Linked DNA regions of Mus musculus: region 2 is linked to region 1. A link is a loop called in an ENCODE intact Hi-C map of the cell type or tissue named here. Cell type or tissue: left cerebral cortex. All regions are shown on one strand. Links, peaks and the distances in the headings refer to the core of each region. The heading gives the core; the rest is flanking DNA.

What was found. A loop is a pair of places that touch in the nucleus more often than their neighbours do. Peaks named below come from ENCODE experiments on the same cell type or tissue, not always from the same donor. Only the 100,000 strongest peaks of a DNase experiment are listed, where the experiment ranks them.
Region 2: it touches region 1 in a loop (2.6-fold over the local background); 2 of 42 quality-filtered maps call a loop at or near these places.

What each region holds. Positions count from the first base shown.
Region 1 is chr11:115,528,642-115,544,256 of GRCm38, forward strand. Sumo2 (small ubiquitin-like modifier 2) reads right to left here and starts at 7,589. Exons shown (of 4, transcript NM_133354.2): 1 at 7,457-7,589; 2 at 5,911-6,042; 3 at 1,705-1,776. The coding sequence starts at 7,477. In left cerebral cortex, for the core only: CTCF peaks have their summits at 7,441, 8,348 (motif pointing left) and 9,667 (motif pointing left); DNase peaks (open chromatin) are centred at 6,940, 7,277, 7,694 and 8,495; H3K4me3 peaks cover 2,402 bases; H3K27ac peaks cover 2,181 bases.
Region 2 is chr11:115,421,364-115,436,978 of GRCm38, forward strand. It overlaps Kctd2 (potassium channel tetramerisation domain containing 2), which reads left to right. Exons shown (of 6, transcript NM_183285.3): 2 at 620-728; 3 at 3,121-3,212; 4 at 6,070-6,165; 5 at 7,917-8,042; 6 at 8,950-9,911. The coding sequence ends at 8,979. Among named protein-coding and RNA genes, the nearest start is that of Kctd2, 9.0 kb to the left of the region's middle. In left cerebral cortex, for the core only: a CTCF peak has its summit at 6,698 (motif pointing right); DNase peaks (open chromatin) are centred at 3,570, 5,950, 6,443, 6,730 and 1 more place; H3K4me3 peaks cover 386 bases; H3K27ac peaks cover 2,990 bases.

The sequences.
Region 1 (15,615 bases), core at 5,174-13,173:
GCTTTACTTATCAACAAAAAATTTTTTTTTGTTTTGTCTTTTGTTTTTCGAGACATGGTTCTCTGTGTAGTTCTGGCTTGATCTGTAGACCAGGCTGGCCTCCAACTCAAGAGATCCCAAACTGCCTCTGCTGTGATTAAAGGTATGCACCATCACTGCCCAGCCAAATAATTCATTTTAATAATAAAAAAAATTGAATCAATTAACTGAATACCTATTACACAGTAGTAAGTGGTTAACTGAAAGCCACTGCATGTTCTGAAGATATTTCTAGTCCTTCCTTTTCCTTCTGGCCTATTTCACAGCTTTGGTCTCTGCAAAAACATGTCTCAAAACAAGCAGAGATGCTGTGATAGTTCTTTTTTTTTTTTTTTTTTTTTAAATGTTTTTAAAAGATTTATTTATTTATTATATGTAAGTTCACTGTAGCTGTCCTCAGATACTCCAGAAGAGGGCATCAGATTTTGTTACGGATGGTTGTGAGCCACCATGTGGTTGCTGGGATTTGAACTCAGGACCTTCGGAAGAGCAGTTGGTGCTCTTAACCACTGAGCCATCTTGCCAGCCCCCGATAGTTCTTGCCTAACATGTCTGAAGCCTTGGGTTCAATCCCCAACACCAAACACATAGAAAATGCAGCTGGAGGATGATATCTCTGCTTTCAGGAAGGAGAAGCAGGACAATCAGTAGTCCCAATGCTGTCCTAAGACACACAAGTTCCAGGTCAGCTTGAGACTGAAAAACAGTCAAACCTGATTTTGCATAAACAAAAGGGAAAACAGACGAACCAGAAAGAATGAACAAAACAAATACATATGAAAATGCCAGTAACAGGCTGCAGAGACGACTCCGAGGTTAAGCTGCTGCTGCAGAACAAAGGTTCAATTCCCAGCACCAATGTGGTAGTGCACAGATCGTAACTCTATTCTGGGATCCAATGCCCTTTCTTCTGCCTTCCTCAGACACTAAGCACATACACAGCACACACATTCATGTAAGGAAAACACTCAACACAGTAAATAAGTCTTTAAAAGGGGGAACACAGATTCGGGCGTGGTGGCACACACATTTAATCCCAGGTAGAGGCAGGTGGATTTCTGAGTTCAAAGCCAGCCTGGTCTACAGAGTTAGTTCTAGGACAGCCAGGGCTACACAAAGAAACCCTGTCTTGAAAAACCAACCAACCAAACAACTAAAGAGAAAAGAAAAAAAAAAAAGGGGGGGGAATACAATGAAACCCATCACTTCCCATCACTTGGTACAGTAATTAAAAGAAAGAAGAGGCTATAATTCAATACTCCAACACTGACATTCATACACAAAGCTGCTTTAAAAATAATCCCAGCACTTGGGAGGCCAGTGTAGAGGCAGGAAGATCTCTGTTAGCTCTAGGCCAGACTATCTACAGAGTTCCAGGGCAGCCAAGGTTATACAGAAGAATCCTGTCTGAAAAAAAATAAATAAATAAAACCAAGGCTGGATAGACCAGTGGCTAACAGCAGCTTCTTAGCAAGTAGAAGGACTGGAGTTTGGATTCACAAGATAGACAGGTTCAGAAAAAGGCCTCAAAAGATTAAAGCGTACAGCAATAGAGCAAGACACCTGATGTCCTCAGTAGCCTCTGCACATACACACATGCCCATGTGTAAAAATTTGCAAACACACACACAAACACAACTTTCCTAAAAGTAGAGATATTTTTACCTGTGCAGGTGTGTCTGTTTCGTTGATTGGCTGCCCATCAAACCGGAATCTGATCTGCCTCATTGACAAACCCTAACAAGAGATTAAAAAGCAAATAGCATATAATCACGAAAAACTCAACCTCTCTTCTTGTATCTATGAAACTTCCCCAATATGCTAACATTTTCTATGCAGATAAACATTGTGTTTCTTAATGAACCTATTTCAAAACCAAGATGGTACACACTTGCCTATAATAGTAGCAGCACCGGAGGAAAGTATCAAATGTGAGACTAGCATAGGATATACATGATCTACTTGAAAATAGTAAGCCGGGCGTGGTGGCGCACGCCTTTAATCCCAGCACTCGGGAGGCAGAGGCAGGTGGATCTCTGAGTTCGAGGCCAGCCTGGTCTACAAAGTGAGTTCCAGGACAGCCAGGGCTATACAGAGAAACCCTGTCTCGAAAAACCAAAAAAAAAAAAAAGGAAAAAAAAAAAAAATAGTACACAGCGGGCAGTGGTGGCGCATGCCTTTAATCCCAGCACTTGGGAGGCAGACGCAGGCGGATTTCTGAGTTCAAGGCCAGCCTGGTCTACAGAGTGAGTTCCAGGACAGCCGGGGCTACACAGAGAAACCGTCTCAAAAAACAAAAAAATAAAAATATAATAAAAGACAAAAGACAAAACACACCAAAGAAAACAAAATGGGGAAATTAAGGCATTTAATTTTTTAAACTACATTTTCAAAATGTGGGTAATCTCTTTTACAGCAAAGTAGTCACTGTACCCTATGGCTTCTAGCTATTATTATCAACACAGATATGAAGTACAGATCAGTATCTGAAGATAGAGCTAACAATAGTACTAAGGATTCTAGCGTTTTGGATTCAACAGTACAGAATGGGGATTCCAGAAAGATTCCTAGAGGTAAAAATTAAAGTCTGGACAGGCAGCATGGCTCAGCAGGTAAAGGGCTTGCCATGCAAGATGGCAACCCATGTTCAATCGCTGGGACCCACGGAAAAGTGGATGGATGGGATGAACTGACTCCAAGCTAGGGATGTGGTGCCTACAGTCCCAGTACTGGGGACACAGAAGCAGATCATCTCCTAGCCTGGTCTACAGAGTGACTTCCAGGAAAGCTGGGGCTACACAGAGAAACTCTGTCTGAAAAACCATGAAAAAAAAAAAAAAAAGAAAAAGAAAAGAAAAATAAAAAGGAGCTAGAATGGACAAGCTTGGGGTCTGATGGGACGCATAATCTGACAGAAGATGAAGCTCAGCTCAGCTCACTGTTAGGAGACGTGAACACAGAAGCCCCTTTGATCATGAGCATTAGAAATCCAATCAAAAAACAAGACAGTGTAACTGTGAAGCCTTGGTTGGCCTGGAACTTAGCGTTCTGGTTTTTTAGTGGCAAGGACTAAAAAGCTGAGGCTATGTGCCTGCTGGGCAAACACAGTAAATTTTATCTCCAGCACAAAATTTGACTTTTGATAGCTCGAACCTACTTCAGGTTTTAGAGGCAGGGTCTTAGAAAGCCCTCAAACTCACTTTATAGAGGAGCATGTCATTTTACTTCCTAACCCAGTCTGCACCTCTCTAGTGCTACATCAAATTTGTTCAGTGCATCAGAACCCAGAGCTTTGCACATTATTAGGCAACTCTTATCAACAGACCCCAGGGCCACATCCTTATTAAGAAAGAAAAATTCATCTTTATTTTGTATGCATTGTGTTTTGGCTGCATATGTCTGATGGTGTTGGATCTGCTACTGGAGTTATGGAAAGTTGTAGGCTGCCATATGGTGTTGGGAACTACACCCAGGTCCTCTGGCTCTTATACAGTGAGCCTGCCCTCTTTTCCTTTTGGCTTTTCAAAAACAGGGTTTCTCTGTGTAGCATTGGCTGTTCTTGTCACAGAAATCTGACTGTCTCTCAAGTGCTGGGACTAAAGGTGTTAAAACCACACCGAGCCTCTACCTCTAACTCTTTAAGAAACCAGTTATGGGACACATGTAACTCCCTCTTAATTGAAATTAAAAAGTGATAGCCCCGTGTGCATGAGGCCTTAGGTTCAATACCCAGTACTACCAAAAATAAAAATCTTGGTATAATAAGACTGAGATTCTTACCCTAACTCCACCCTGACACTTTTTTTTTTTTGGCTTCTTGAGACAAGGTCTCTCTGTGCAGTTCTAGGATATCCTAGAACTATAGAGCAGGCTAGCCTTGAACTCTTCTGCTTCCCGAGTGCTGCTGGGGTTAGAGGTGTGTGCCACAACCACTTGGCACAGAATGACTTTTAAGCATTTCTACCACCTTATCCTTCAAGTGCTGGGGTTAGAGTAAGCCAGCATACCCAGTTTCTTCTGCTTTCTTTTTTATCAGACAAAGCCTTGCTGCTATATAGCCTGGACTAGCCTTGATTTTTCTGTAATTCTCCTGCCTCAGCCTGCTGAATGTTGAAATATGAGTTAACGCACCTCGAATTACTTTTCTAATACCTAATATTTAAAGTTTTCATAATATTTAAGCCGGGCGTGGTGGTGCACGCCTTTCATCCCAGCACTTGGGAGGCAGAGGCAAACCTGTGGGTGATGAATGTTCAATGGAAGATGCCACACAGTAAACCCCTTTGGTAACCACCTCTACCCGGGAACAGAACCCTGGGCCTCCTCATGGTGGGCAAATGCTCCATCACTACACTATGGCTATTCCCTAGCTGATCCCTAAACTTGACTAAGTGTTTGTGTGTGGAAGCATGTCGAGTGCTGGCAAACAGGTCATTAGTAGACTGCTTGCCTGGCATGTGAGATTCTAGTCTTGTACAGGAGTGGAGGCAGCTCCCAGGACAACTTCAACTCTTAAGTCAGAGGCTCTCTCCTACTGTGGGCTTCAGGACTGGGTACAATCAGGCTCACAGAGCCACCTCAAAAGGACCCTTTCCCAAATTTCTTTGTTGACTAATTCTTTAGGGAGATTGTTTCAAAAAGTTATAGAATATAAAACGTGCAATGTGGTGGCACACATCTTTGATCCCAGCACTTGGGAGGCAGAGACAAGTAGATCTCTGTGAGTTTCAGGCCAGACATAAATAAAATGCTAACACAGGAACTTAAACAAGTCTGGAGGCAGTTCTTTATTGTACTATAAAGGGGGCATAAAACAGAAAATATGGCGGCACATGCCTATACTCCTAACAGAATTCCAGGCCAATCTAACCACAAATGAGGCCTTCTTGAAACTCAAAATGAATTCCACAATTTTCACATCTTAGAAAACAAGAAAAATCCTACTTCTGCTATTACTACAGCTAACGAACCAGTGTGGGAAAGAGAACTGTCATCTTCGAAGTTGCCCTTGCTTTATTAACTTAGCATTGCAAGGGACGCTCTAATAAATCCTGCACTGATTTTCCATATTTGTGCAAATCAGTGGGGCTTGCTACCCCACTGAGGAGGAGAGGCTGGAGGACGGCCCAAGTTCAAGGCCAGTCTAGTCTACATAGCATGTTCTAGGCAGCCAGCAAAGCAATGACAAAAACCCAACACCCAAATCACACAGAATTTTCTATTTCTTCTTAAGAGTTTTCCTCATAGTAAAAAATGAAAGTGTTCATGCTTTTCTCAAAAATGATTACAATTTTCTAACCTCTGGGTTGGGTAGGCAACTTCCTTAGGATACAGTAATCTGGCTTAGCATATACCATACTATGACCTCTACAATTATTGGGAAAAAAAAGTGTGTTTGGGGTGTGTGTGTGCTAAAATCCACATACTTCAGAAAAACTGCAATACCCAAATTGAAATTGGCTAAAATTCTCTTTTGAGACAGGGTATGTTTCTGTGTATTCCTGGCTGCCTCTAGTCCTGGGGAATAAAGGAGTGTACTACCACACCCAAATATTTTGACAGAATGCATTGTCTAAATAATAAAAGGGAAAAAACAACAACAAACAAAAACCCCACCAAATACTAATCCACTTTCCCCCCTCATTCAAGTGCAGACATCTCCTTGGGAACTTGTAGTCTTATGGATCTAATGAGGGATTACTGGTTTAGCACAAGAATCATAATATTAAACCTACCTGCAAATGTACATACAATATAATCACATGCATCTTAACAAAAATAGTCATGCAATACTGTGATGGTACATTTTCTACTCCTAATTCGGCTGTGTACATGGATTATTAAGTGGAAGTACACTTATCAATTCCTCACCTGCCGTTCACAATAGGCTTTCATTAGTTTACTAAGTGGTGTATGCCTCTTAATCTTAAACTGCACCACAGAACCATCCTGTCCCGCCACCTTCAAATTAATATGATCGTTGTTCTCAGTCTTGACTCCTTCCTGTTGAAAGAAAAATAAGAGTGTAATTTGGAAACTGTGAAACACAAACACCTTTAAAGAAGCTGCGGGCCCGAACGCTTCAGAATCAACAGGTTTCTCTCAGGCTCTCCAACAGCATACAGCTGTTCCCAGCCCCTGGGCTGAAAGATCAGAAACCCTGCACAAAGTGTTACAAGTCTGGTACAGAAGCACTGATACTAGCAAGGCAACAATACACTTAGAAACTCCTTGCATAATTTGTGATGCATCTGAGGTTAAATTTTCTAAAATGGCATTATTTCCTGTCATCGCCCAAATTTGTCGCTTCCCATAAACACCAGTGTCCTTTCTCTTTTCAAAGCTACAACTACTAGAGTCGGTTTGGGGTGGGAGTGAGAAAACCATACCTTGTATTTCAAATTTTACTGCTACCTTCTTGATAAAAGTTAGCAAACTCTGCTCAATGATATCAAATGAACATATCTTTAAAAAAAAAAAACCGAACACACTCAACTGAGGGATATCCCGAGTCTCCCTTTTTACATCTTCCGATTAACGTTCGACTATATAACTGCTTCATTTTCAGTTCAGAGCTTATTTTCCCCCTCTCCTTTGCTGTCATGGCTGCAATACAGTCTTCGTGCAAGTATTCCCGTACATTGCAACCCCAACAGCAGTTCAGCAAATCAAATGTTTATGTCCAAGGATTCGATTCGTCCATCCTGTGTCCCCCTCCAAATAGAGTCGGGGCCAGAGAGTGCCCTGCCCTGGACTGATGCTGGTCCCCTAGTCCGCAGCCAAGAGTAGCCCGTGCCTCCGAGGGCGCGTTCTCAAGTTGAGCCCGTGTCTCTCTGCTCGCACCTAAGCCTCCAACCACAACAAGCCACATGGTTCCCGCCAGGGTGCGGGTTTCTGGGCGCACGGCGGAGAGCGCAGCCCCTCCCCCGCGGGCCCCTTGGGCCTCGAGCCGGACCGACTCTGGAATCCCCCACTCGGGGTTGCCGGAGCACACACCACCGATCCGGCGCGGCCCCAGCCCCGAGAGGGAAACCCCGGGCCGCACGACTCCCGCCTTCGCCGCCGCCCCAGACCCCGCGCGCCCAACGCTTTCCTTACACGCGCCGGGCGCCGCCGAGGAGCCAGCGCGGGGCCGCCGGGCCCGCGGGCTCCCGCGAAGCGCCGCCTGCCCGCCTCGCGCCGCGCCGCGCGCGCTCCGAGGGCCTGGGGGCGGGGGAGGGCGCCGGGCCTCCTCGGGCGCGGGCGGGAGGAAGAGAGCGAGAGAGGAAAATGGCGCGGAGCGCCGGGCCTGAGCCGCCGCTGGCCCCGTGGGGGGCCCCGGGCAGGCAGGGAAGCCCGCGGCGGGCTTCGGCCGGACCCCGGGCCGCGCCACCCACCGGTCCGCACGGTGAGGCGCAGCCGGCCGCCGCGAGCTCACCTTGGGTTTCTCGTCGGCCATGGCGAGCGCCGGAGTCTCCTCAGCTGCCGCTTCACAAAAGAGGCACCGGGTCCGCACTGAGGGAGCGCACAAGCAGCACCAGGAGCGGCAGGAGGAGGCGGCAGCGGTGGACGAGGCAGAGGGCGCGCGCACGTCGTGCGCTTCCCTCCCCCCGCCCTGCGTGCGCGAGCACGAGCATCCGGGGCTTCTCATTGGCTGCCGCTTCGCGGGAGCGCGCAACGCTTACATAACCACCCCTCCTCCTCCCCCCCACGGCCCGCGCCTCCGCCGCCTGGGCCAGGCGCCCGCCAGGTCGGCGGGAAGAGGCGCGGACACGCGCACCAGTCCCGCCGCGGGGGCGCGCCTGGCTCTGGGCGGGGCTGTATTGTCCTCCTTCTTTGGTGGAGCATAATCAAAATGGCTTCCAGCTGGTCCTCGGCGAGGACAGGAAGGCGCGTGGCCTTAGACGTGGGGTGAGCCTAGGTCGAGAACGGAAGGCCAACTCCACGTAGAAGGGGGCATCTCCATCAAAAAAGCAGCAGCGGGTTGTGAGAAAAACTCCTGTTCAGTAGGACAAATGCAACTCCCCCCTGCACATCAAACTTCCCAGTCCCTTCGTCCTTCCCCATCAACCAGCTTCCCACCCGGGAGCCTCAAATGTCTTCCAACCTGTTGGGAACCCTACTCTTGCTGTGGAAAACTGTTCTTATAGCCACTCAAAGGATTCCTTGCTTGTGGCCTGCCTCCCAACTTCCAGAGAACACAGTCCATCAGGGGAGCCGACCCAACCTGAAGCTCACGGGCCCATCAATCATTTCGTCCCTTAATCCAGTACAAAGTAGGAGTAGGATCCTCGCATTTGAAGAAAATCCTGCCCTCTGCTGTGCATGCCACCCTGTGGCTCTCACTTGGTGTTTTTATTTCCTGTACCCCTGTATTTTCTTCTACTACTGTGTTCCCACAGAGGGGGGAAATACCACGATTACATTACCACCATAGTGCTTCTTCTCGACCAAACAGCTTGAAAAAATGCCCATGCCAGCTGCTCCACCCCCTCAACTCCCACTCACTCCTCAATCCACTGCAATCTGTTGTTGTCCTCTTAGCTCCACTAGAACTCTCCACAAGGTCACCTTTGCTGAAACCAGTAATACGTCCCGTTTCTCACCCCTACTCAACTCCCTTCGACTCTGCACAAAACAGGCTTTTTTTTTCTGTCACCTTAGGCCAGTGGTAGCACACCTTAATCTTTTTTTCTTTATTAAACTTTATTTTAATTGTTTCTTTGAGTTTTAGTACAGACTTTTTCTGGTTTTTGGGTTTTTTTGTTTTTTTGTTTTTTTTTTTTTTTTTTTTGGTTTTTCGAGACAGGGTTTCTCTGTATAGCATTGGCTGTCCTAGAACTCACTCTGTAGACCAGCCTGGCCTCAAATTCAGAAATCCCCCTGCCTCTGCCTCCCAAGTGCTGGGATTAAAGGCATGTGCCACCACTGCAGCTAGTATAGACTTTTAAAAATTACTATATTTCCTCTACAGGGACGTATGAATCCCTTCCAATATCATCTACTTTCTAAACTCTCCTTTTCTAACTTTTTTTTTAATCCTCCTTGCATGTCTGTGGTGGCATAGGTGTTTAATCCCAGCACTAGGGAGGCAGAGGCAGGTGGGTCTCTGTGCTCTAGGCCGGACAGGTCTACAGACTGAGTTCCAGAAAAGCCAGGGCTACACAAAGAAACCCTGTTTTGAGAAACAAAAACAAAAAGATAAAAATTAAAAAGAAGACAGACAGGGCAACACAGAGAAACCCTGTCTCGAAAAACCAAAAATAAATAAATAAATAAATGAATAAATAAATAAAAGAAAAAGAAAAATTCCTTCTTTTGGGCGGGGCCTAGTGACACAAGTCATTTTAATCCCTACACTAGGAAAGCAAGATAAACAGATCTGTGTGTATTTGCGTATTCCAGATAGGCTGACAGCCAAGGCTACACAGTGAGACCCTGTCTTTGTGTGCCCATCTGGAGGTCAGAGGGTAACTTGTAGGCTTTGGTCTTTTCTTCCATTTTGTTGGTTCTAGGGACTAAAGTCAGCTTATCAGACTTTCTAACAAGGAAGCATCTCACCAGCCCCAAAGCTGTGACTTTTTTTTTTTAAATCAAGTCCCAACAACCACATGGTGGCTCACAACCATCCATAATGAGATCTGACGCCCTCTTCTGGTGCATCTGAAGACAGCTACAATGTACTTAGATATAATAATAAATAAATCTTAAGAAAGATGAATGCTTATGAATACACTGTAGCTTCAGACACAAAGCCACCATGTAGTTGCTGGGAATTGAACTCAGGACCTCTGGAAGAGCAGTCAGTAATCTTTACCACTGAGCCATCTCTCCAGCCCCCAAAGCTATGGCTTCTAAATAGCTCTAAGCCTATGTCCCTGATGCACATCAACCTTAGTAAATCCTAATTAACTAAAATACTTCATTTTGCCGGGCAGTGGTGCCTCACAGGCCTTCAATCCCAGCCCTCAGGGAGCAGTGATGGGTGGATGTCTGAGTTCAAGGACAGCCAGGACTACACAGAGAGACCCTGTCACTGATTTGTATTAATGCTTGCATTATGGGTTCCCAACATGGAATGAGAATCCAGCATGTGAGACACCAAGGGACCCTGCCTCCAGCTGGTTCTGATTGGTGAATAAACTTGCCAGCAGCAAATGGCTGGGGAGAGAGACAGAGGTGAGAGGAACTCTTTAGGATTCCCAGGGGACAGACAAAGAGACAGAATCTCAGAATCGCCATGGCGGGGAGGGGGGTGAGATCCAGGCTGGAGAGCCCCTGAAGGGAAAGCATACAACCATCTAAGCACTTGGAAAGAGGGGCCCCAGGGGTGCCCCCCCATTGAGTCTAGGGTAGCAAAGATGGAATATAGATCTTAATAATTCAGGAGTATGGGGGTAGCAACTTGGAAGTTTGGGAATAGCCCGGCCATTGAGGGATTAAGTTGTATTAAATATAAGGCTACATACATGTGTGTGTGTGTGTGTGTATGTCTGTGTCTTTCATTCAAGAATCCACACATTAGGCCAGAAGCAAGGAACTCCTGCCACCAGCCGCCAGGGAGATTAGAGCAGGTTAACCAACTACCTAACCAACTACAGAAACAAAACCCTGTCTTGAGGGCTGGTGAGATGGCTCAGTGGGTAAGAGCGCCCGACTGCTCTTCCGAAGGTCCAGAGTTCAAATCCCAGCAACCACATGGTGGCTCACAACCATCCGTAACAAGATCTGACTCCCCCTTCTGGTGTGTCTGAAGACAGCTACAGTGTACTTACATATAATAATAAATAAATCTTAAAAAAAAAACAAAAAACAAACAAACAAAAAAAAACCCTGTCTTGAGCCGGGTTTAGTGGCGCACACCTTTAATCCCAGCACTCGGGAGGCAGAGGCAGGAGGATTTCTGAGTTCAAGGCCAGCCTGGTCTACAAAGTGAGTTCCAGGACAGCCAGGGCTATACAGAGAAACCCTGTCTCAAAACAAAGACAAAACAAAACAAAAAACAACCTGTCTTGAAACACCAACAAAACAAAACAAAAACTTCACTTTAGATAGTTCTAGGTATCCTCACGTTTAATCCCAGCATTCACAAAGCAGAGAATCTCTCTGGTCTACATAATGTCTTCCAGGTCAGCAAGAGTTACAATAAGAGCCAGGGATTAAGAAGATCTAAGAAGCCAGGGATTAAGAAGATCTAAGAAGGCAGAAGCAGGCAGATCTTTGTGAGTTCAAGGCCAGCCTGGTCTACAGGGCTATAAACCCTGACTTAAAAAAAAAAAAAAAAAAAACCAGTTAGGGCTGGTGAGATGACTCAGTGGGTCAGAGCACTGACTGTTCTTCCAAAGGTCCTGAGTTCAAATCCCAGCAACCACATGGTGGCTCACAACCATCTATAATGAGATCTGACACACTCTTCTGATGGGTCTGAAGCCAGCTATAGTGTACCTATGTATAATAATAAATAAATCTTTTTAAAAAAGAACTAAAAAAAAGTTAATGTCTATTTGCCATATATATATGGTAAAGAAAAAAAACCCTGTCTTGAGCCGGGTTTAGTGGCGCACACCTTTAATCCCAGCACTCGGGAGGCAGAGGCAGGAGGATTTCTGAGTTCAAGGCCAGCCTGGTCTACAAAGTGAGTTCCAGGACAGCCAGGGCTATACAGAGAAACCCTGTCTCAAAACAAAGACAAAACAAAACAAAAAACAACCTGTCTTGAAACACCAACAAAACAAAACAAAAACAAAAAAGAAAGAAATTATTACTATATGTAAGATCTTATTGGCATTTGAGATACAAAGAAATGCAAATAAAGATGAAAGTTCTAATAACTCACAGTCGGGGTGGGGGGGCAGGCAGGGGTCTTTCTTTTTTTCTTTTTAAAGATTTATTTATTTATTATATGTAAGTACACTGTAGCTGTCTTCAGACACTCCAGAAGAGGGCGTCAGATCTTGTTACAGATGGTTGTGAGCCACCATGTGGTTGCTGGGATTTGAACTTCAGACCTTCGGAAGAACAGTCTGGTGCTCTTACCCACTGAGCCATCTCACCAGCCCTGAGAGGGCCTTTCTTAATGGTTTTGTTTTGTTGTTTTTCAAGACAAAGGCTTTTTTTTTTCCCTTTGTTTTGTTTTATATATACACTGTTGCTCTCCTCAGAGACACCAGAAGACGGCATTTTAACCCATTTAGAGATGGTTATGAGCCACCATGTGGTTGCCAAAATTGAACTCAGCACCTTTGAAAGAGCAGTCAGTGCTCTTAACCATTGAGCCATCTTTTCAGCCTCCAAGGCAGGATTTCTTTTCTTTAAAAAAAGATTTATTTATCTCTATTATATATAAGTACACTGTAGCTGTCTTCACACACACCAGAAGAGAGCATCAGCTCTCATTACAGATGGTTGTGAGCCACCATGTGGATGCTGGGATTTGAACTCAGAACCTCTGGAAGAGCAGTCAGTGCTCTTAACCATTGAGCCATCTCTCCAGCTCAAGATAGGAGGGTTGTTGTTTTGTTTTTTTGTTTGTTTGTTTTTGTTTTGTTTTTCGAGACAGGGTTTCTCTGTATGGCTCTGGCTGTCCTGGAACTCACTGTGTAGCCCAGGCTGGCCTTGAACTCAGAAATCCGCCTGCCTCTGCCTCCCAAGTGCTGGGATTTAAAGGTGTGTGCCACCAAGACCAGCTGTTTTGGGTTTTTGTTGTTGTTTTTGTTTGTTTGTTTGTTTTGTTTTGTTTTTGAGACAAGGTTTCTCTGTAGAGCCCTGGCTGTCCTAGAACTCACTGTGTAGACCAGGCTGGCCTTGAACTCAGAAATCCACCTGCCTCTGCCTCCAAAGTTCTGGGATTAAAGGCGTGGGCCACCACTGGCCGGCAAGACAGGATATCTTTCTGTAGTTCTGGCTAACTTAGAGAGCAGACTGGCCTTAAAGTCAGAGATCCGCTTGCCTCTGTTTCTGCCTCCCAAGAGCTGGGATTAAAGGCATGGGCATCTTTTCCTGAAGCATCCAAGTGAACGGAGCAAGTATTTGCTACTGAGTCTTGAAAATGTTAAATACTTTGTGCAATATCAAAGAGCCGGCAGGAAGTGAAGATGGTGGATGTCTGACAGGTACTGGGAAAGGGAAAAAGATGTTTCTCTGTTCTGTGAGGCTCTACTAAACTTCAGGCTTTTGCCACCAAATATCTTGTAAAACTTCAGAGACAAATGTTGTTTAGCTTACCCTCATTAGCATACAAAGATTGTTTAAATGCAATATCAGAGAGACATGAATCTCTTTATAAAATACCCGTCCCCACCAAGGTTATGACAAACTTCAAAATCACCTTCAGGGAGAGAGGAAGTTTATATAAAATGCATATTTATATGTGCGAGCAAACGCCTATGAGAATTCTGCAAAATGGAGTTAGGGAACTACTGAAATCACAGAGAGGCTGGAGAGATGGCTCTCACTGGTAATGGGCTCCAGCATCCAAAGGACCCGGGTTCAATTAGAAGTACCCACATAGTCTGTAACCCCAGACCTAAGAGGCCTCTTCTGGCCTCTGAGGGCACTGCATTGCATGCCCTTAGTGCACAGCCTACATACAGGGAAAAAACATAAATCACACACACACACACACACACACACACACACACACACATGCAGAGCATGGACATACAGTGAAGTCTTGTATCCTAGGTACTTGGAAGGATGTAAAAGGATCGCATGGTTGAGGCCTGCCTTGGCTACATGTGAGTTTAAGGCCACTCTAGGTAACTCAGAGAAAGTCTAACTCAGGGAAAAAAAAAGAGAGAAGGCAACGGGGCTGGGGAGGAGGGTCTCTCCTGCACAGTCTCCTAGCATAGCTTATGCCCAGGGAGTCAACTCCAGCACCTGGAAAACTTCTGATTTAATATCTGCAAAAGGCCAGAGAGATGGCACAGCAGGTAAGTAAGGTACTTGTCACTACGACTGATGGCCCAATTTCTATAGATTCCATCTGGTGGAAGGTGAGAACCAATTCCTACAAGTTGTCATTTGGCACATGTGCAAACTGCCCAAGTAATTGATAAAAAGATAAATAAATAAGCAAGCAAGCAAACAAACAAACAAAACAAGGCTGGAGAGTGCTATGGAACATAACACGGTTGGAGGGTATCTTTGGTGGGCCTTAGCCAAGGTGTACCCCTGAGAAATTATACCATGCAACAGATTTGCTGTAAAAGAGGTTTATTGGGAGAGAGGAGAGGTGTGAGGACCTGGAAAAGAGATAGTTGCAGACAAGTGGACTTGCAGACAGACAGAAGGAGGGAACCATGGGAGCAGAGAGAGGAGAAAGAGGGAGGGGGCCCACACAAAGAACAGAGAGAGAGAGAGAGAGAGAGAGAGAGAGAGAGAGAGAGAGAGAGAGAGCTCGGTTGGTCTTTTTTATTGGAAGCACACCCTGATGTACCTAGGGGCTGCTGGGGCAGGTAATGACATAAGCAGTTGCCATGTCCCTGAGAGAAGGCCCTTGGAGTTGCCTATATACTGGCATTCCTCCCCTTTTGATTAATTAAAAATGGAGGAAGGGGTGATAGGGGAGGAATAGGGTGTTGTGTTCTTTAGACTGCCTCTTGCCATCTAGGGGCATCAACATCTTTGGGGACCCTAAGGATTTTGGATATTGGCCAATTCTTGGGAGAGCTGGCCATTTTACTTGCTATCTAGGCTCTGTGGGACCATCTGAGGCTAGCTACCTTAGAAGGTGTACTGGATGCAGATTTTGAGGAAATACCTGGACTTGGCAGGATGTTGGATGTATATATACATACAAACATACATGCATAGAGGCAGAAGATAAAGTTAATTTAAAAAGTTTTTTCTCCTGGGTGTACATTCTTTTAGGCCCATGATCTTGACAGTTAGAAGATAGGAATCCCAAAACCAGGGAAATGGGGAAGAATCCCACCCCCTGGAATAGGCAATGAGTGGGGGACTTTAGGCTGTTGATTGACAGCCTTATCTGGAGTCCATTTGACCCATAAAAGATGGACTCAAGTTGATTCCCTAAGGCTTATAAGAATCTAAGCTTACAGAAAGAGATAAGATTCAGATGTCACAATCACCATTGTTTGTAATCTGAGACGGGGACAGACTTGCAGAGACTTGCGAAATAATTTTGGGATAAAATATGAGTACTCTTTAAGGCGAGCTCTGGGAAGACAGAAACTTTCCATGGAGCAGAAGGAGCAAACACTCACTTGATCTTGATTTTCAGACCATGAAAATCAAACAGGGTTTCTTCCCTCTATCCAGGCGTCTCAGTTACATAAATTTAGCACATTGAGAAGCACTATTAAGTCTATATTTAGAAGACAACCAAAGGAAATTTCAAATCTTGAGCTTGTGATAACGATGACAGTGGATCATGTAGCAGACAGCTTTACCAGAGTTAGACCAATGGCTTATCAGAACTCCATTGATTAATGTTAAAACTCTGAACTTTTCAAGTCTTAATACAACAGTAGCGTAGCAAGGGGAAGAAGTCCGAAGCATTTCATTCCTTTTATAGACCTTAAATCACTTTTTTTCCTTCTCTCTCAAATCTTCTTCCTCCAGGAAGAGGTTTCT
Region 2 (15,615 bases), core at 2,591-10,590, 110 kb before region 1:
TTTATAGGGAATTATTTTTATATACCCTAAATCTTCCTTATGGCCAACACAAGCCAGTTTCTTGTTTCTTTTACTGTAAAGATGAGTAGGATTAAAGTTGCTCTGAGCCAAGTCCTGGCAGTACCAAGCTTCCTCTGGGCACAGAGATAGGGTGTGTGAGATTGCAGCTGCCAGTGCAGACTCCCACTGATGTTGGCCTTGGGCTCAGGAGAACTGCCAATAGAATGGAAGTTTTCTCAGAATTAGGACTGTAGTCCAGGGGCAGTGAAGGAGTCAGAACGCTTAACACAGCTATGAGATTTCCTTCATCCCCTCCCTGTAGCTGGTACCCTACAGAAGAATGTTAACAGAATGTGGGTCTACCCAGTAAATAAAGGCCTGGGCAGTGGGAGTGACTGTGCGTCTAAGACATCTGACCTGAAATGATCTTAAAGCCAGCCTCTGGTCAATAGTTTAAAATAAGCAAACTGTAGCAAAACCGGCTCAGTAAATAAATAAATAAATAAATAAATAAATAAATAAATGGTTTTTAGCTGACATAGTGACTGTTGCCTGAGTGCCCCGGCGGATTAGGGAAATGCTATTTAGAAAATGTTGCTTGGCTGTGCTCGGTTGACAGGACGAGACTGGAGCGTATCTGATTGACAGAGACCCTACCTACTTTGGTCCTATCCTAAACTACCTCCGCCATGGGAAACTCATCATTACCAAGGAGTTGGCAGAAGAAGGTAAGGCCACCTGTCTGGTTTCAGACTTGTGGTTGATTAGAGCTGCTTCGAGGACTTCCGGTTTGGTTTGGGATCGCCCCTGAGCTTGCGCAGGTGGGAGAGTTAGTGAAAGTAAGCGGGTAGCCTCCAGCTCCCGGGCTTGTGCAAACGCCTGGAAGGAGGCTGTGCGGAGCTGGGTCAGCTGTAGTGTGGAGCCGGCTTGCTCCGCTCGCAGAATCTGCTTTAGGCTTGTAAACCTGTGTCCCCATCACATGTGTCATATTTGCGGTGAGTGCCTGAAGCGCCACGTCTTCGTCAGCCAGGTGTTTTCATTTTTCCATTTTCCTTTGGACTTGTGAAAATAATGTTAATAAATGCCTGACCTCATTTCCTAAGACTCTGGTCTCATGCTTCTCTGTGAAGTCGTGCAGCTGACCTGATTCACTCTCCAACTCACTGTGAGGCAGGCGTGTCGCAGGCTCCTTGTCATTCCACTTTGTAGGACATTTGGATCGTAAGTGGGTCTAGGCTTCTATGTAAAAGGACTGCCTGGTCTCTGGAGGCATCCAGTGGAAATTTGGAGTCCTTTCCTAAATCCAGGGCCCCTGATCTAGAACCCGTACCTTTGGATAGCAAAGCTTGTACTAGAAACCCTCATTAGTGAAGTGGCTCAGGAGCAGCTCCATTGGGTCCAGAAAGAGGAACTGTTCGTTCTTGCCCATTCTCTGTCTCATGGCCCCTTCCCTGCTTACTCTTTCTCCCTGAAGGGAGTCTGTCTATAAATGCCCTTTTAAAACAAATCACGCAGTGCAGTGGTGGCGCACATCTGTAATCCCAGCACTCAGGAGGCAGAAGCAAGTGGCCAGCCTGGTCTACAGAGAGAGTTCCAGGACAGCCAGGGCTACACAGAGAAACCCTGTGTGGAAAAAAAAAATCATTTCAGATGCATACATAAGAAGTAGGAAAAGGCGTAATAAATTCCACACACATTGTGTTAGCTGGTAGCCGCTTAATGATCTTTTTATGTCTTTAATAAAAACAAAACAAACAAACAAACAAAAAAACAGTAAACTTCGTTGAGCCAGCAAAGTGACTCACCAGGTAATAGCTCTTGTTGCCGAGCCTGGCAACCTGAGTTCAGTCCCTGTCAAACCCATGATAGGAGGAAAGGAAGAACGCAGCAAATTGTCCTCTGACCTCCTTTTCACCCATACCACAAATGGATAAATGTGGTTTCCTTTGTTTTTCTGAGACAGAGCCTCAGTCTGTAGTGCTGGCTGACTTTGAACTCACAGAGTCTGCTGCTGCTGCTGCTGCTGCTGCTGCTGGGATTAAAGGCATTAAAGCCACCACACCTGACAACAATAAATAATTGACAGAAATAATTTTGAAAACACTTTATTTTGAAATAATTTTGGGCTTAGAAAAAGAAAGCATGACTAATACAAAGTTTCCTTTACCAAGATTCACCAGCTTTGGTCATTTATTTGGCTTGGTTTGGTTTGGTTTGGTTTTGAAGCCACTAAACTTTGTCCCCTGGGCGCTTCTACCCCTACCTCTCCTCCCTCAGTCTCCTAAGAGGTTTTACTTCTGAACTGTTTGAGGCTAGATTTTGAATTCTGTTCCTTAATAATTCTCAGCCAGGCGTGGTGGCACACGCCTTTAATCCCAGCACTCGGGAGGCAGAGGCAGGTGAATCTCTGAGTTCAAGGCCAGCCTGGTCTACAGAGGGAGTGCTATACAGAAAAACCCTGTCTCAAAAAGTAATAATAATTCTCTGTGTTACTCTAAAACCAGGACCTTGGCATGATCCTCCTTAACAGCTCAGGAGATTTGATATTGATTGTTTATCTGCACCCCTTCCCAGCTTCTCAATCGTAATAATGTTCATTAGAGCATTTTTTTTCCTAGCTCAGGAGCAGATATCCCATAATTACTCTATCTAAAATCTTTGATTTTGTTTACCACGAGAGGAGCCACTGATTGCCCCCCCCCACACACACACGTTTGTTATTAGTTGAGGCAAGATTTCTGCCACTGCCCAGCCTGACTGAAATAATTATCCTATTAAACGTGTAAGTTAATATACATGTCTCTATCAATCTGTCCTTTTTAGAGAAAACAAGAAAAGGCTGCAGGGTTGGGAACTGTCCAGTGTGGCAGGTTCCAGGAACAGGTGACATAGGGACATAGTGAGCAGGACGGGTGAGACGGGAGGGTGCACCCTGTGTTTGATTCCCCTCAGTGTGAACTCTGTGGGCAAGCCCTGGAGAACAGAGTCAGATTTACATTTCCTAGGCTGAAGGGGAGATGAGATTTGTGTTTGGAAAATGCAGTACTTGGAAGGCAAGCCTTGCCTTGCTGTTCCCCCTGGGCTCACACCTCTCTGACCACAGCCTGGTCCTTCTTCTAGGTGTGCTGGAAGAAGCAGAGTTTTACAATATCGCATCTCTCGTGCGGCTGGTTAAGGAAAGGATACGAGACAATGAGAACAGAACTTCACAAGTAAGATGTCTGGAACTGCTAAGGACAAAACCTGTCCAGGCAGCTGTCTGTCTGTCTGTCTGTCTGTGATGTGAAAAGGATGCTCTGCCCTCTGGGCTGGAGGGCCAGGCTGGTTCAGAGTGGGAACTGAGGAGCGGAGGAGACAGAGCAGCCCCAGCCCTTCAGGATAGTGGTACTGTTCAACAGTGGCTGTGGGAAGGGCCCAGCGAGGTCTTGCACTCCCCTGCCTCAGCTTCCCTAGTGCTGGGATTGCAGCCCAGAGAGCTCGTTCTTACTGGTGGAGCATGAGTCCCTCAGAGGAAGCCTACAAGCCACTCAGAAGCGTCTGAGTCGTGCTGTGGAGAACACGATGTTCAGCCTCATGCTCTCACAGCTTTGGGTTTTTATACCGACTTAGATGTGATAATGAAAGTGCCTCCTGTAAGGCAGGCAGAGAGTGGGGCATACTCCAGCTTCTCCCAGCCCTTCATCAGTGCTGAGCCCTTCCTTCTGTGGGTGGGAGCCCTTGGGATTTTGTAACAGGGGAGGGTCTTTGCTCCCAAGAACTTTGGAGTCTAGCAAGAGAGAAAAGACTCTCTTCTTTGTATAAGAACGGCCATAGCCACCTGTCTGATGACAAGTGGTGTCTTCCCATTAAAGAAAGGTCAATCAGCTGCTTAGCCACTCCTCTGAGGCGTTTGCAAAGACGGGAGGCTTACTCTGTCTGCTAGAAGGCTTTTTGTTGATGTCCACAGTAGACTTCTACTTGGTAGATGGGAAACAGGACCCTGTGCTCTCTACTTCTGGCCATCTTCCATCCCCAGGGCATCTTGCCTTGTAGATATTTAGTAATAGAGGTCCTGGAAGTCTAGCTTTACCCCCAGCTTCCCACAATCTAAAATAAAAGAGTGCTTAGTAGAAGTTTTATGGTACCCTGAATTGTGTAATCTGAAGCCACCCGAATCCTGGAGCCTGAGTGCTCTGCATCCCTGGCAATGAGTTGCTCCCTTGAGAGCATCCTAGGGTTTCTATTTGACGGCAGCAGTTACTGAATCAGCCCTCCAGGCTCGGAGGCTTCAGCACCGACAGACACCCAGTTGGAAGCTTTCTGGTTCTGGGAAAGCCAGGGCCTTTTATGTTGATGATCTCCCATCTGTCCTTTTCATGAAGAGAACGCTGAGAAGTGGGATGGTAGTAATATTGAAAGGTGCCCTCTTTCCTGTCTATGTCTTCTCAGATTCAGTTGGTTGGCTGTGTAGATTTCTAGATCTTACCTCTTTGAACTTGTGCACTGCCAGATGTACAAGGCAGGTGTTCAAGCAGAGCCCGAGGTGTGGGGTCCCTAAGCCCGTGTTTGCCGTGGTCTCGTCTCTTCTCTGTCTGTCTGTCTGTCTGTCTGTCTGTCTCTCTCTCTCTCGGTGTCTGACAGGTTTCTAAATACTTTTCTGTTCATGTATGTTTGTGTATTTATTTGGTAGTTAGTCTTGATTCTTTTTGGAGCACAGGAGGATTGACTCTGGAAGAGGAAAAAGAGAGCCAACGGCAGCTTAGATCCTAGGGACTTTGCCCACTCTGGCCAATATCACAGATTTTGGGATGCCCTGATTGCTTCCAAAATGTATAGGCAAATAAATGGCTAGAACCAAAGGGGTTGTCAGCGGTTTGTCTGTATTTACAAAGAAGGGTGTTCCTGTCTTAGAGCTGTGTTGTAGTCATTATCCTCTGGTTTATGGTTTTGCCTCTCAGTGTGTCTGTCTAGGGTGGAAGCCAGGGTCACACAGTACTAGACAGTGACTCCGCTGCTGAGCCACATACCCAGCCCCAAAAGACACTTTTTATGTTTCTTAGAGTTTTGACATGCAGCCTCTTTGTACAGCCCTAGCTCTCCTGGACTCTCTGCCCTCCTGTTTTAGCTTTCTGAGTGCTCCACACCCACCACAGTTACTCAGGAAATCCTAGGCCATGGGGAAGCTAGGCAGGAATGCAGACAGAAAATAAATGTTTCTTTCTTGTTGTCTCACACCTCTGTAACAGGAATATACTGTTAAACACTGGCAGCTTCCTGGTAGCCTCAGCAAAGGGAAACTAATGAGTATCTGTAGAGTGTGTGTTTTCTTCTTGATGTGACAATATATTAATACAAAGTTGCCATTGGCAGGCAGCATGCTGTAGTCCCAACACATGGGAAATGAAAACAGGGCAGAATCAGGAGTTTGAGACCAGGTTGGGATATACAGTGAATTCCAGGACATTTTCGACAGACGTGCCAGGTGTGATAGTGCATGCTGTTAGCCCAGTGCTTGGGAGGCAGAGGAAGATGAATCTTGAGTTCAAGGCCAATGTGTTCTACATAATGAGTTCCCGGACAGCTAGGACTACATAGTGAGACCCTGTCTCAAAAAGAAGACAGTATGAGGCTGAACAGCTGGCTCAGCAGGTAAGAGTCCCTGCTGGACTGGCTAAGGACCTGTGTTGAGTGTCTTACAGCCACCTGTAACTTCAGCTCCAGGGAGTCCTACATCTTCATAGGTCTTCTACGGACACCCACAAACACATGCCATACACATACATACACATAAATAAAAATAGCTTTTCCAAAAGGTAATTTCCATAACCATTTATATTTAGTCTGGAGCACCAAAATTACATTGCGTATTTTAGCATCTAAGTAACATATAAAAAGTGACTTTCCTATTGTCACACGAGCTGTCCGTTGCCTTGCTTTCTGTTCTTGTAGCTGGTGAGCTTTCCTGCACCCCATGGTGCTGTTTGGAGAGTGAGGTAGTGGGTGGTCTGAGAACCTACTCCCAGGCAACTGTGGGCGGTGGGTCCTGCTGGGGGCCCCCACGCTGCTGACCTAGTCGGCCTGTTGTTGCAGGGCCCCGTGAAGCACGTGTACAGGGTCCTGCAGTGTCAAGAGGAAGAGCTCACGCAGATGGTCTCCACTATGTCTGATGGCTGGAAATTTGAACAGGTATGTTGCTCAAAGAGAAGCAACCCCAGCATGTCATCTCAGGGAGTCACAACCAGCCAGGCAGTAGCCCCGAGGTGGGGGTGAGTGAGGTGTGTGACCCTATTTTCATTCAAAGAAAAGAGCTCCTTGGTGTGCATTGCTCGCTCAGTGCTGTGCCGGGCAGGCGGCTGGGGAGGGCTGGGAAGAGGACCGAGGCTTTTCTGGCTTCACATCCGGAATCGGAACTTGGCAGTGCCGGTATGTCATGAAAGACTCAGAAGCGCCTCCTTTTGCTTGTCTCTGCCTCAGAGATTTCCTGTCAGAAGTGCTCTGCCATTCTGTTAGTCCTAAAGAAGGCTGGCTTCAACAGGAGCCGTATAATTCTGGGTGTGTGCATCGCAGTGTGCTGTGGGGGATCAGACACACGAGTGTGCAGGGTCATTTCCCAGCATTCTCTTTCCCTTCCTATGCCTTGTGCTTAGAATGGGGGTCATTTGAACAGAAAGCCCCTGAGAATCTGGATTTACCACTTCCTTCCATTAGGTGGCAGCCTAGTGCATCTCCTGTTGCCTCAGCCCTGGGGCGGGAGCCTGCGTGAAGGGAGTGAGCTTTTGTCTGGAGGTGACTGCGTTTACGTGGCGCTGCAGAGCCAGCTGACCTGGCACCAGAAGGTCACTGAAGGAACAAAAGCCACAGCTTGTATCAAGGCTGTCACTTTATAGCTAGAGAGAGAGGTCCCTCTCTCCCTTCAGGATCAGTCCCACTGTCACATGGGTCCCTCGTTCCCAGTCAGCTGTGGGTGGCCAAATGCTGCACAACGTTTATAGTCACGGCTGTTTTTCCTGGAGCATAATCTGAAGCAGAAGTTATTTTTATAAATTACATGTAAAAAATTAAAGTAAAAATAGATGCGTGGCTTTTCTTTGTGAAGGTGATAGATGGTTTTTAATGTGACTTTTATGTTATCGCAGTCCTGGGGTTTGAACCTGTGGCCTCATGCAGTCCAGGCACGTGCCCTGCTAATGAGCTGTGCTTCTAGTCCTGAAGTGGAGATGTCCTAAGGGAGAGTGAAGTCTATTCTTATTGTCTCCAAGGTGTAGATGAGAAAGGGGAGTGTGGGGCACCCCAGCCTTGCGACAGGAGGACCCGGCTTGAGGCTGTGAGTGCTTACGAGGCTACACTCGCTCTCTGCCGGCCTCCTCTGTGTGCACTTCCACTTTAGAGTTCAATGCTGGATTGTGTCTCCAAGAAGGTTAAGAATACCATGGCTTGTGACTTTTGGTGGCCACAGAGTGGTTCTCTTGGTACTGCCACGTCTCTGTGTTCAGTCTCTTGTCTAGAGAAAGTACGAGTGGGAGCAGGTGGGGCTGAGGAGGGCTCATTTGCTTGGTGGCGTACCTCAGTGGACACAGGCAGTGACTACATTACTGACGCTCCTGATGCCTTTGGGATGGTGTCGAGTGCTTGGGTGAGGGGGAGAGGATAGAACTCAGACCCGTCTTCCTCATGATTGGCTTCTCCTCCCTAGATTGGAGATCCGTTTAATCCTACCTCAGAGAATGTTTATTCTCTGAAGGATAAAGCTACAAAGTCCAGTTGAGGGAGGGGAGGGTTCTGTGGCAAGGAAGTTGGTTTGGTTTGGTTTGGGTTTTGTGGTTTGATTTGGTTTTGTGGGGGGGGGGTGTTTGTTTGTTTGTTTGTTTTGCCCTTGAGTGTTCTTAGGTCCTGTCTGTATGGTTGCAGAGTCATCCACCATCTTTGTGTTTTGTCAGTTAATCAGCATTGGCTCTTCCTATAACTATGGAAATGAAGACCAGGCAGAATTCCTCTGTGTTGTCTCCAGAGAACTAAATAATTCTACCAATGGCATCGTCATAGAGCCGAGCGAAAAGGCCAAGGTAGGACACTGCTTCTTTCCCCCAGCTGTCCTCTGCCTCCCTGTGCCCAGCTCTCTCCAGCTTTGCCAGGTTGCTGCTGGCTTTCTTCCACTCCTTCTGCAGCTACGAGCTTCCTCTCACCACACTCTGCTAGAGGCTGGATTTAAATCAGGATTTGTTGGGTCTGGGGAGGTGGCAAGCATAGCCAGACTGGTGAGCCCCAGCTTCAGTGAGAGCCCTCGTCCCCAAGGGAAAACAAAAGGAGGTGGAGAGTGACAGAGTGACAGAGCAAGAGGAGCCGTTTCCACTCTGGCCGCCACCCTGCATGCACACCCACACATGTGCACACTTATGCCACACTCGAAAAGCTGATGGGAGCTGAGCCTGGACCAGGGCAGGTTTGTATCCTGTCAGGATGGTGAAGGCTCTTGTTTGTGTCTAGACTCAAGTAGTGTCTGCCTTGCTCCTTGACAATCCATTCCTCCCTTCTCTTCCACACAGTGCCCTGCAGACACACACTACACACTTGTGAAGAACCTGTGTGCTGACTGTGAGCCGCTTTCTTTAACTTGGAAAACTTTGGTCTAACAGCACAGAACCTTCTGGTCATCTGTACCTGGCAAGAGAACCCATTGCACTCAGGTACCCAGTGAGCAGAGGCTCTGAGCCTGCCTTGCTAGATAGGCTGACAACAGATTGTATGCTGTCCACAGGGCCCAGAGGAAGCAACTACCGGAGGTTTTAAATCATTTTAAAATTGTTCACTGTCATCAGCTTTCCTGTGACTTAAATCCCTGCAGCCATCTGGTGCTGGAGACCCAGCCTTGCCCAGGTTGTGTACAGCTCCACCCCTGAGCTGCACCCCGACCCCATGGGCCTTGGCTCCCAACAGTTACTCAGGTGACTCTGTCTTCCCCCATCCACTTAGATTCTTCAGGAGAGAGGCTCTCGAATGTAAGCGGACAGTCTGAAGTTTCAGAACCCTGAAGGCAAGAGAGCAATCGGCCCAGCAGCTGCGACGGAGATCCTGCACCTGTACAGTAACCGAGCTACTGCAAAGCAAAGCTGCGCCTGGTCCCGAGAAGTGGTGTCCGGCCGGCCAAGCCAGAGGAGCCCCACCGCCTGGATGAAGACAGTGCGCCTCTGGCTGCACGGTCCCTTTTCAGAAACCTGCTTTTGTTTTCTAGCCAGTGTTAGAACAGACCTTCACAACAGCATCTGGGATGGGTCCCTGGCTGGAGCTTGTGGGGAGTTGGGGGGAAAGGAGTAAGGTCTAGCTCCCTGGAACAGTCTAGATGCTTTTCTAAAAGCCTGAGCCGAGGAAGAAGGCTTGTCCTGAGCTGTGCCTGGTCTCAGCCTGCGTGCGCCATGATGGACATGAGCAGCTGCTTGGACCATTCTTCCCTGGGCAGGGCATTCCGTGTTAGTGTGGTGGACCCAAGTTCTGGGTACAGAACAAAGTTGCTGAAGGACCCACAATCCTATGAACAGAGCCTCAGAGGCAGGAGGATAAGGTGTCCTGTAGTGTGGTTGGAGCGTGGGAGTTGCTGTTCCTGGTCCCACGAGTGGATCACCTGGTGTCTCTCAGCCAGGCCCCTCGTAGCCCATCCTCACCCAGAGGTTTGAGGCTGCGGCATCCTAAGCCGTGCTAGATGGACATCGGGACTGAGCAGTTGCTGTAACTGCTTCTGCAGCCTTTTCCTACCTGGTTGACCCCGTCTTCCTCCCCCAGCTTCTTGAACTGGACCAAAGAGAAAGGACTTTGTGGGCCTCTGTAATGGCTTGGGGTGAGGAAGGCTGTTCTGTGGACGCTGCCAAATGTGTCATATTGTCATAGCTAAAAGTGGTGGTGTGTTTGTGGTTGTCTCTTGAACATGCGCTGATAGGTGATACCTGTGTCTCTCCTTCATTCTTGCGACAATCTAGCTCTTCAGCATCATCGTCCCCCGCTCTGTGTGTGTGTGTGTGTGTGTGTGTGTGTGTGTGTGTGTGTGTGTGTGTGTTTTCACTCACGTGGTGGCAGTCTGTGTACTTCCTCCATCTCCTGGGCAGGAGATGCTGGCAGGCAGGGATCTGTGCCTCTATGAAGGGTACTGCAAAGCCTCTTGAGGCCCTCAGCCTGGAACTCACAACTACATTCTCCTCTCCTATGGAAGACAGAGGGGCCAGGGTCTCGTCTGTTTATCCTAGACAACTTTAAACTGACATGTGACACAAGACAGGTAAGGCTGTCTCTGGATTAACACAGGCCAAGCATTCATGGCACCTTCAACACCAAGAGTTTTCTGCATTCGATGGGTGTGGTGGCTATTGCCTTTCATCCGAGTACCTGCGAAGCAGAGGTAAGCAGATCTCTGCAAGTTCAAGGACAGCCTGGTCTACATAGAGACCCTGTCTCAATAGGGGGAGATATGAAATCTATGCATCCATTCTGTAGCACAGCTGCTACCCACGGGCTCCACCATGGCGACTTCTGGAAAGGCAGCATTGAGCTGTCTCCTCACGTGGCTGACCGTGCCCAGCTGGCTCCCTGTTCTCCAAGAGTCATCACTTCTCTATAGAAGTGCACCCATTCAGGCCCCCTGCATGTCAACTAGTGTTGTCACCTCGGGAGTCCAGTGGCTGTAACATTTTATCAACCACACCATATTAGATGGTCTGCCTTCAGAAGTGGCTCCCCCCTTCCAAAGGAGGTGTCGATTCTATCGACTTTCAGAAAAACAGAAAGGGTGGGTGGTTATATTCAAGGAAACTGAAGGGCATGGGGCAAGCTGCTCTGTCCAGAGAGCTAGAGCTTAGAAAAGGGAGCTTTGGCCCCACCCACAAGTGATGTCAAGTTGGGGGACAAAGCAGTGAATTCATTTGGAGCCGCTTGTTCCCTCACCTTGGGGGAGCCCCCTTATCCCTCTGCTTTTCTGGAACCACACCAAGTGGTCTGGACGGATACACTGCCTCCATGTTCAGCAAGGGGTGCAGAGGGTTAGGGGGCAGGCAGTACAGGCATGGGACAGACATGGGTCATCAGTCTTGCACCTGGTAAGTGTTCTCGTCACTGAACATTCCAGAAAGCTCCAGCTAGTTCTGTACAAAGGACACTGCTGAGCCTCAAGCCTAGACGCAGAGCCAGGCATTCACGGCCCTCTTGTCCTGGACGGTGGGTCGTTGCTTCCCTAGCTTTGCCTAGTGTGGTTTTAACAGTCCTGTGCTCCAGGCAACAGAGGGGGCTCACAGCTTTCCTTGAACCACTCTGCTTCTGAAAACCCGGCTAGAGAGTCTGGCTGATCACTGCAGATAGAGGTCCCTGTCACATGGCGATGTCCCAAGACCTACATGCCCCTCTGTTCTCAGGACTGTCAAATGGAAGTGTCTTTCTGCATTTTTCTTTGTCCCACCCAGGTCTTTTTCCTCTGGTCTCCTTGGTGGTGATGGACCCAGCCTACCTGTCAAGTGACTCCATTTCTCAGTTACTTCTTGGCTGTCAGAAAGGTGTAGGAAGGGAGTGATAAGAGATGCAAAGGAAGTAGGCCAAAGGGACACCCACACCTTCCAGTAAGGCCTTCGTTCCATGTCTCTGGGACCATGCCAGTCACTCTCCCATGCCCTTCGTAACTGGCTGATCATGTGTCTGAACAAAGTCTGAAGTGTTGTGACTTTTTGTCAATAAAGATAAGCAACAGCACTGGGCCTTGGACCGTGTGTGCTTTTGCTAGCTCCTGGCTCCAGTGGTCATCTTGTGATGACCTGGCTGCTTTCAGCAAACAAGTCTCCTGTACCTGTTCTGGAGTACATCTTAGAGCCCTGTTAGAACTGCCAGAGGCGTGCAGGGCCCTCTCCCTCCTCCCTTTCATCTCATTGGAGCTGAAAAGCCCCCAGGAGTGCTGAGGATAGAGCTGGACGAATAAGGGAGGGGCTCCTGAAGAGAAGTGACCAGGTGCCTATTTTGTACCAGGCAGAGGCAGGTTGAGCAGGTGGGGAGGCTCAAGGAACCAGGCGACAGATGTTGATCACAGGCTGGCATTAAGGGACGCCTTTAAAGGCCTTGTGGGGGCTGCAGCAAGGAAGAGGGGGGGAATCTACACAAACAAGTGAACAGGCTGACCAGTCCCAGAGTCACTCCAGAGGCAACCGGTTAGTGCAGTTTCCTGGGGCTGAGCACCACAGCCACAGATCTGGGTTCAGCGGCCCTTCCCTGGGTGGTAGCAATGAGAAGAGGTTGAACATACAACCTGCATGCAGTGTCAGGGGGTACTGTGGAGGGGCACTCAGCACTGTTGTCCCCAGGCTTGGTGAGGACGGAAATACCACAGTGAACCAGCGCTACCTCAGAACCAGCTGTTGGCACCAGGGAATGAGGCTGTCATTGGCGGGAAGCAACTGGAACTCTTAAGCAGCTTGGTCTTCATGTGGATCCCCCAACAACCAAGGCAGGGGGCTTACCCTAACTCTGTGGTCTGCCTCTGGATCCTCAGTGGGAGAGAATGTACCTAGTTATGCAGTGACTTGGGGTGCCAGGGTGGGTTGTTTCCCTAGGTGGGACCTCCCCCTTCTCAGAAATGACAGGGATCAGCAAGGGAACAGGTGAGAAGAGGCTACAGGAGCTGTGATTGGGATATAGACTGAATAAATAATGAAAAAAAAAAAGAAAAAGCCCTCACTTTTCCCAGCATGCTGGTCAGGAGGCTCCCAACTCCCAGAATCCTTCTTCTGACCTCTGTGGGCACCATCACACACACACACATACACACCTCACATTTACATAAAAATAAAAATCTTAAAACTGAACAAGTACTGAACACTTACCTACCATCTACTGTCACGTGACCATTGTTAACCTCTGTCTTTGCTTTATGCAGATATTATTGGGGGCATTTTTTGCTGAAAATAATTGCAGATATTGTCTTACTTCGAGCTAACGTTACTTCAGCTGGCATTCCTCTCAAATACAGGAGCAATATCACAGCTATAAAAAATAAAAATTCCGAAGCCGGGAGAGGTGGCTCACGCCTTTAATCCCAGCACTTAGGGAGGCAGAGGTAGGCAGATTTCTGAGTTTGAGGCCAGCCTGGGTTACCTCACGCCCTGTCCCAAGAAACAAACCCACACTATCACGTAAATAGCTAGTTCTTGTTCAGATTTCCCCCATTGTCTAAACACTTGGGTGCTTTTTAAAGTATTTTGTTTTTATGTGTATGAGTGTTCTGACTGCTTGTATATCTGCCCACCACGTGTCTGGCTTTCAGACAAGAGTAGCAGACTCCCTGGAGTTGGAGTTACAGACAGTTGTGCGCGACCACAAAGGAGCTGGAAATTGAATCTGGGTCCTCTGGAAAAGCAGCCAGTGCTCTAACCACTGAGCGTTCCCTCCAGCTTTTCTTTAAGCCAAAACTCTGATGTCCTCACACCAAATTCCAGTTTTAACTCTTTTTTCCTTGACATTTTATGTATTTTACGGATGCACGAGTGTGTATGCTATGGCGCACATGAGCTATCTGTGGGATCCAGTGACAAACTCGGGTCACCAGGTCCATTACCCGAAGTCCATCTCACAGGTCCTCATAACTCCCGTCCCTTAAGGTCTAAGTGAGGGCATATGACTGTAATCCCTACCCTTTGAAAAGAGAGGCAGGAGGAAAGGTCAAATGTGGGTTTGTTTCTTGGGACAGGGCGTGAGGTAACCCAGGCTGGCCTCTAACTTACTGTGTCACTGACAATGACCTTGAGCGACCCCAGAAGCAGCTCCTGCTTCCATTTCACAAGTGCAGAGATGACTGACAGGCTTGTGCTCAGGGCTTCCCGCGTGCTAGGCAAGTGTCTCCTGGTGGAGCTCTATCCCCAGGCCCAAATACTGCACAAGTTTTATTTTTTATAGCTGTGATATTGCTCCTGCCTCTCTTTCCTTCTGCCTCTCTTTCCAAAGAGATCAAAGCCAGTGTCCCCTGTATAGAAGGTTTGAGGCCAGCCTGGGCTACATGAACCCATGTCACTAAAAAAAATCCAAGCAAACTCCTGCCTTTGATAAAAAATAAATAAATAAATACAGCCTTTGGAGACTATCAGATTGACACTTGTTTATATGACAGTGTTGTTTGGAGGAGGAGCACTCATGCCTGGGTACTCATGTGAGGTCACAGGACATGCAGGAGTCAGCTCTCTCCTTCCAACATGAAGGTTCCAGGGATCAACCTCAGGTCATCAGGAGGCTGGGCTGCAAGGCCCTGCACCCGCTGCACCAGCCCGCCTCGCCCCCATCCCTTCCCCATCTCACCAGGCCCCACACAGAACTTTCTTAAGACCGGGGAGGTCGAGGTTCTTCTGTGCACCCGCAGGAAGCGGGGAGGAAATGGAGCGGGCACTGCGGTTTTTGTTTGTTTTTTTCAGGATTTAGTCCCCAAATTCCTGGTTAGTCACACAACCAAACCTTCCGTGGAGGTTAGCTGAGTGCTGGCTCATGAACAGCCCTGAATCAGTCGTTAAAGGGTCCTGGAACCGTGGATGCAATTCTCATTTCTCTGCACTGTGATAGGGGGCACGCCATGTGCCCTGGGTCTGGCTGCAGTTCACAGCCTCTCAAGCCGGGAGGGTTTGAAATCCTCAACCCGGACACCAGCCCTACCCCACAGACTGGCGCTATCGAGGGAGATGCGTGTTTGGCTCCCCAGGATGAAATTCTGAGAGGATAGAAACCTGTAAGAAAAAGGAGGAGGCAGCAACAGGAGCCCGGAGAAGTGTTCGGGAATGGAAAACAAACAGTAAGCTGCGCGCTGGCAAGCGCATGCAAAGCGATGGAGCAGCCACTGTGCTGGGACCACGTCCGGCTCCCAGCGGGAAGAGCAAACCATCTGCAGAGCCGGGAGGCACTCAGTGTGGGGATTTAAACAGGCAGTGATGCGATGCGGAGGTACTGATAACCAAGGACCAGTTGATCCTGACCAGATTCATTCTGAAAACAGCGGCTGTTACAGGGAGGGGGGCTATGTATGCTTACACTTGGTCTAGCAAACAAGGTCTCAGTCCAAGAGATGGAATCTCAGCGACACACCCTGTAGTGAGAGCCCCAGTTTCTAGCCGGAGCCTGTAGACTCTAACACAGGACTAACAAAACTTTCCTTAGCTCCCACGGATATAGAGAGAGACGCTGGAGGCCCACGTGTGCAGGGTCAGAGCCACTGGTAAAAGCCTCTGCTGTGGGGTGAGATCCTCGGGCAGCGAGGCTGAGACAGAGAGAGGCCGAAAAGGATGTGAGGTCTTTGCCAGGGCTGGAGATGCTTGGGCTCTGCTGGACTAAGGTGCCTCGGACTCCCTGTTCCCCTGGCCTTTTTTGTTTTGTTTTTTAATTTTTTGCACACACACACACACACACACACACACACACACACACACACACACACTCACATATCCACATATCTGTCTGTGCACCGTGTGTGCTCTGTGCCCGCAGTGGCTGAAGAGGGAATTGGAATCCCCCGGAGTTACAGGGAGTTATGAGCAGCCTAATGTGGGTGTTAGGAATTTAATCCAGGTCCTCAGATTCAAATGAACCTTACCCTCTTCTCCCTTACCGTGCTCAATGCACAATGACCATGACCTAGACAGA